Regions from separate parts of the Homo sapiens genome. Here region 2 is linked to region 1. Evidence: chromatin loops called from intact Hi-C (ENCODE). Cell type or tissue: dorsolateral prefrontal cortex. All regions are shown on one strand. Links, peaks and the distances in the headings refer to the core of each region. The heading gives the core; the rest is flanking DNA.

The links. Hi-C counts contacts between places; a loop is a spot of excess contacts. Peaks named below come from ENCODE experiments on the same cell type or tissue, not always from the same donor. Only the 100,000 strongest peaks of a DNase experiment are listed, where the experiment ranks them.
Region 2: it touches region 1 in a loop (7-fold over the local background); 21 of 110 quality-filtered maps call a loop at or near these places.

The regions. Positions count from the first base shown.
Region 1 is chr6:21,587,865-21,590,926 of GRCh38, forward strand. No RefSeq gene overlaps it. Among named protein-coding and RNA genes, the nearest start is that of SOX4, 4.4 kb to the right of the region's middle. RefSeq lists enhancers at 1-573, 1,341-1,440, 1,451-1,500. In dorsolateral prefrontal cortex, for the core only: CTCF peaks have their summits at 1,569 (motif pointing left) and 1,786; DNase peaks (open chromatin) are centred at 417, 737, 1,037 and 1,587; H3K4me3 peaks cover 1,703 bases; H3K27ac peaks cover 1,616 bases.
Region 2 is chr6:22,735,931-22,738,992 of GRCh38, forward strand. No RefSeq gene overlaps it. Among named protein-coding and RNA genes, the nearest start is that of LINC03005, 20 kb to the left of the region's middle. In dorsolateral prefrontal cortex, for the core only: a CTCF peak has its summit at 1,643 (motif pointing left); a DNase peak (open chromatin) is centred at 1,611.

The DNA of each region.
Region 1 (3,062 bases), core at 282-2,781:
TGCGCCCAGGGCGCAGCCTCTCCCTGTTAACTACCTGCCATATGTTCCCTTCTCTCAGACCCGAAACCGCCTCCTACAGGTGCTGGGGACTGAATCTGGAGCTTCGGGCGCGGCCCTTGACAAGGGCGCCTGGCACCCTGGGGCGCCTCCGTGGCCCTCGCAAACTCAGAGAGCCCCCACCGTCCAGTCTTTCCTGCACGAGCGAGGGATCGAGGGAAGGCGCCAATGCACGTCTGTCCCTCCGTGATCCGCGCAGAAGGGACGCTTGAAGACTGGGGTGCAATGAATTGTCGACTTCCCTCAGCTCTCAGCCCTTTTCCTCCCCCCGCGCGCCGTGCACGCGCAGCCTGCTCTGCCCTTCTGAAAGAGACGCTGCAGCTGCGCTCTCAATGGGGCCTCAGCCTGCGGGGTCCGGGGAGGGGATGAAGTGGGTGGTTGCCCAGCCGGTGTACGAAGGTCGTGTGCCTGCCGAAGAGTGGGTCCCACACGCACAGCGCGCGCCGTACCAACCAAGCAAGGCTCACAGAGAGCATTTAGTCGTCCAGAGCAAAGGATGCTGGGCACTCAAGAGAGCAGGGGGCCAAGTGGCTGTCAGTTCTGGTCAGTGACGGAACTGGACAGCATCTCCAAGGGCCAGGGGATGGGGTAGGAGGACGGAGGAGCCAAGCTCCTGGGAAACGACCCCCCCAACCTATCCGCGACCGGTTGCAAATTCAAAGGAGGGCTGGGAGCCCGCGAGGGTGCGGGAGGTGTCCTCGCTTGGGCTGCGTCTGCGCCCGCGTTTGTGTGTGTGTGCGCGCGCGTGTCTTCAGCTCCTTCCCCGGTCGTAAAACCTAAACGGAAGACGGGTGTTAAAATGCTGCTGACAGGATCGCCTGAAACATGTTTACAGTAGGAAGGACTTTCCTCCAGAAAGCACAGTCTGAGTCGATTCCAATTTATTTCCTCCCTGTAACTGTAAGCGAAAGGAGAGGTTCGGCTGCCGCGGCGGAGCGAGGCTGAGCACCATTAATCCTTGGCGAGCTTAAGCCAGGGAGAGCGCCGTGCCTGCGAGACCGAGTCGCTGCGCTCCGGAAGGCGTTCTGCCTGAAGGAAACCTCTTTTTTTTTTTTTTTTTTTTTTTTTTTTTTTGAGTAGGGAGTGGCCTTTGCACTGGAGTCCTTAAGTAAGGCGCGTCGTTTCTCTGCAGCCGCTCTCGGAAGCCGGAGAAACTGCATTCACTTTAGCAAGAAGACAGGGAAACTGAAATTGATAATCCCCCGAGTTGGGTTACCTGATCCAGACAGGAAGCTGGTCTAGGCTTCCCCCGTCACCCGGAGCTCCTGACAAGTGAGCAGGAGGCGGCGGGTGGTTGCCCTAAACTTTGATTTATGAAAAAAAATCAGAATTCATCGACATACCCTGTTACTCGTTGAGCGTTTAAGCCTCTAACTAAAGAAGGTACAGTGGTAGGGAGTGGTAGGGGGGTCGGGAGAGGAGGAAGGGGGAGAAGAAAGAAGACTGACTATCCCCACGATTTCCTACCTCGCCTCGCGGGCGCAGGGAGGCTCAGCGATGCCACCTGGCGGCTGCTTCTCCCCAGATTGGGAGCCGGCTGGCTGCAGACAAACCCAGGCTCTCCCCGGGTGCCGTGCCTCTGCCTCTAGAATAGAAGCAGAAGCCTGTATTCATGCTTGCAATCCAAGTGGCCCTGCAAACATTCGTCTTCTGCTTGTTTTCTTGAGAAAATCGAAGGAAAGGAATAATGAGTTGGCATTGGCATGAACAGCTTAAGCCTACTGTGTGCTAGTCACTGGTTATGAGAGGAAAATGGTACAATTGTTAGAAATGCAGGTTTCTTAACTCTTAGCTTATTCTAGTGATAAAAATAAATGCTAGGTTTCATTTACCCCAGAATCCTATTTTGATATTTTGCAAATATGAGTTATTTCCATATATTATTTTTCAATGCACGCACCCCCACCCCCATTACGCGCTGAGCCCAGTTACAATGCAATGTCATCAGCCCAAAAGGATGAAGTGCAAGTTATGTTTGTCTACTTGACTGAGAAGTAAATCAGCCTCACATGGAGGCTTCTTTTCCATAAAGTGTGGAACCAAAAAAACTGGCGCCTTTCAGTTGACAAAGGCCAATGACATCAGATTTCCCAGGGCTTCTTCCTTGTCAGGTAAAGTAACAACTACACAGTTTTTCCTCCTCTTTATTTTATTTGAACTGAATACTTGTCAGGTCTGACTAGCGCCTACAATCATAGTTTCTATAACCAAGGCAAGGCAAAATCTTGCAAATCAGTGCAAATCCAGATTTGTTAAACTAATTTCCATTCAGGTCCCTCCCTCCATGCCAAAGGAATATATTAAGCAGTGGAATAGAATCTTATTTCATCTATGCCCCATACCATTGTATGGATGTGAGATTTTATGTTGTGTAGATGTGTGAGAGCAGAAGAAATGCATTAGCAGATATTACACTTACATCTCAAATGGAATTCCATCATTTAAGGGAATAAAATAAAATACCTAATTCAAAATTGGAAATGTCTAACATCATTGCTAACAAAGACAGTTTATTATTCTAAACCAGGATTTTTTTTTTCTGCAAAATTATCTTGGCTTTCTCTTAATACAGCTAAAAGACTAGCATTAAGAATTACTTCATGTACTGCAAAGCCAGCAGAGGGAACACTGCGTACTGATTTAGTAGGGGCCACCAAATATCTGGTATTTGGGGAAAAAAATGTCAGTAATGGAGAACTGATTACAGAGCATATGAAGTTAGGGAATGAGAAGGGAGAAATCTTTTCTCATTATTTGGTATTGAGAGGTCCAACACATTCCAGTGTGCACACACTTAGTTGGTCACAAAGATGACTTTAATAAAAGGGCATTCGTCATATGTTTTCTTACATTCTAAGAGAACTAACCCATTAGAACAGATCTATTTCAGAAGTCTAGGCACTTGTGTAATATATAAATATATATGCAGTAATTATAAAGTCAATGGAAGTTACTGATACCATATTTCATCAAGTCTAAGAGGAAATTTTTCTTTTCATTTCAAC
Region 2 (3,062 bases), core at 279-2,778, 1.1 Mb after region 1:
CCGTATCCTTAATCCAATTTTCTAACTTTTCTTTTTTCCTCCTTCCCTTCCTTTCTTCCTTTTCCTTCCGTCTTCTCTTCCTCCCTTCCTCTTTTCCTCTCTTTCTTTTTTTGCTTACTTTCCTGGGGATCAGCCATTAGGGGCTCTACCTGGTTGGCCCAGCCGATGCTGTCACTAGAGCCAGGTGAGACTTTCTGGCTTCTATGTCCATGCGGTAGCAACTCTGTTCCACAGGCTGCAGACTGCAGCGGAAATGAGTGTTGGACTGGAAACCTCGTGATCTAGACTTGCTTTAACATTTAGCAACAGGCTGCTCTTGAACAAACACCGTTTCTAAACTATAGTTTCCTCTACAGAGATTTGGAAAAGGTATTATCTATTCTGCCTACTTAATGAAGTTATAATGTAAAGAAGCAAAACTACTGGATGTCACAATAAGTTGGAAATCTCCAAAGCCTCAAAAATACCCAAGGCAGTGGTTCTCAGTTTTAGCTTGCATCAGACTCACCTGGAGGACTTGTTAAAACGCAGCTTGCTGGACCTCACTCTCAGAATTTCTTCTTCACTGGGTCCGTGGTACCCGGGCATTTTCATGTTAATGCTGCTGATGGCAGTATCAGTGGTTGAGAACATTGGTCTAAGGCATTATTATAAAATGGTCTAATCTCACAGTTTGCATCTGCTCTCTGTGATTCCCTTAGATCTAAAATTCAGAGATGCCATTAGGAACATAAAGGTGCTAAGAGGAATTTGAAATGACCAGGAGCGTAGGTCTCCAGAAAGTGCCTACCAAATAGGAGCTAGAAGCAGCTGAAAACAGATTTCACCTGAGGAAGCGCCACAAATTTCTAAGAAATTATATTTTAGACCTTGTGTTTCCTTGGATGATGAGTTAATTTACTTTTCTGGGCTATGAAAGTAGTCAGTATTATCTTTTAATTGAAGCCTAAGAAGGGACAACTGAGAAGGGGCCTCCTGCAGGCCTCTCTGCTGCAGCATGTTTAATGGCACAGTTCTGGCTTACTCTAATGAAGAGGAACAGGACACTGTCAGCTTCAAAGAAAATTTTCTGTGCTTTAAATGGTAATGCGGAGAGCATAGTAGATAATTTTAGCTGGAAAATCAAAATATGCTGTGACACAGCTATAAAACTCTTTGCTACGAAGCCAATATCATTCTGGCTGATGGCTATTAGACCTCACAAAAGGAGGTTAATTAACGAAACAAACCAGTTGTAAAACGGTCTGAAGGAAGTCTGGTGTGTTGCGTCAAGCTTTGAGGTGCCAAATGAGACTACATCCACCTAAAAAGAGGGGAAGCTGGCTGGATGGCAGAGAAACTCAGAACGCCTGTAGATTTGTATCTAAATCTGGCTTCTACGGCATATCTACGTGTAGTATGTGTGCTTGACCAAACATCAGAACAATCAGGCCTTTGAAGAAATGATGGGTCAGCCTAATTGGTCTTTCCCAAACAGTTGCACATACTGTTAAATTAAAAAAGAAAAGATGGGTCAGCTTAAAGCCATTCGCATGACTTGGATTAGCTGTCAAGTTCCCGCAAAGGCCAAAGCCAGGAATCCTTGCTCACTGTTTCTTCAGGGTACAAGGATGGGTTCGACTGGCAGCATAGCTCTTGGTTGCCCTCTGCAGGGACAAACATCCGAAGCTTTTTGTCTGGGGAAAAGACTCAAGAAAATTGCAGGCCTTGGAAAGACGGATGGGCTTGAGGCAGTAAATTTCAAGGCATGTCTGGCTCTTTAAGGGCCTATCCAGTGTGGGTGCTTTAACAAGCAGGCAATATTTTCAGGAACTGAGTTTAGTGCTTCAGATGTACAGGGGATTTGCTGACTTGAGGAAATGGAGTAATTCAGGTCTGGGGCAAATAGGAGAATATGAGAATTATTTCTTTTCTTCCCCCTTCATTGGAAGGCTACAGCTTGTGTGTGGTGGGGTGGGGGGTGGGGAACGGAGGGTGGAGCTTTTATGATAAAACAAAAAATAATACAAAACAATATACACACACAACTCTTGTTTTTATATATTTAGTACTGATGTCAGTGGAACTAATGAAAAGCAGATTGGTCACAGCAACATAGAAAATCAATTCTCGAGCTTTCTCTTATTCAGGTTTTTGATAGTACATTGCTCTCATCTGTTATGTGAGGGTCTCCAAGTGATTTTCCAATGAGTTGTTCTTTAGAGAAGAAATGAAGACACTGAAGACACTTGCTCTGGGTCATACACAATAATAAAAAGTAACCTCTTTCTTCCAATGAATGCTTTCTACGGCCTTCGATTTCAAGGCTGACATGAAAGAACTTTTATAATTCTCTTCCATGAGGCTCTTTCCGGGTAATAGAAGTCATCAGCTGAAAAATGAGATATGCACATTATACGTGCATTCATAAATTAATATTGATCAACTCCTCAGATATTTTATGACTTCATGGTGACCTAATGCTTTGTCATTTCCTCATATATTAGCACGACTTGGAACTAGTAAATGTGGCTATGTAACTACTTGTTCAAAGGTGGATGAAAGACTAAGTCTCTAGCTTATTACTAAAGAGTACACATTTCTCCTAGACACATTTGCATTAACATGTCTTGAGGAAGTATATGGAGGGGAAAATTAGGGAATAGGGTATAAACGATCTCTAAACAGAAGCCTACACTTTTGCTATTTCTCTTTGTTAAAGGCAGATGAAAGCATGCTCAGTCATTTTGGCTGAAAATGCAATAAGAAATATCAGTGGGGCAAAGGTAGCATAAATGCTCTATAGATAGCTGTTTTCCCCCCTCCACAAACATGAGAAAGAATATAACATTTGAAAGGAATAAAAATAAAGGGCCTCAGTTTGGCTCTCAGTTTCCTTGTGTACAGTAATAAAGTTGAGTAATAGCAACATATCAATGTGTGTTCCACAGGAATGCAAATTCTATCGCATGTAAGTACGCATCCCCCAAAATAATTCCATCATGATACAAGTTTGAGGAAGACATGTTTAGTCAAATTGAACAGTCTTATTTACTGCTGGACTTCTTAGGCTTTCATAAACC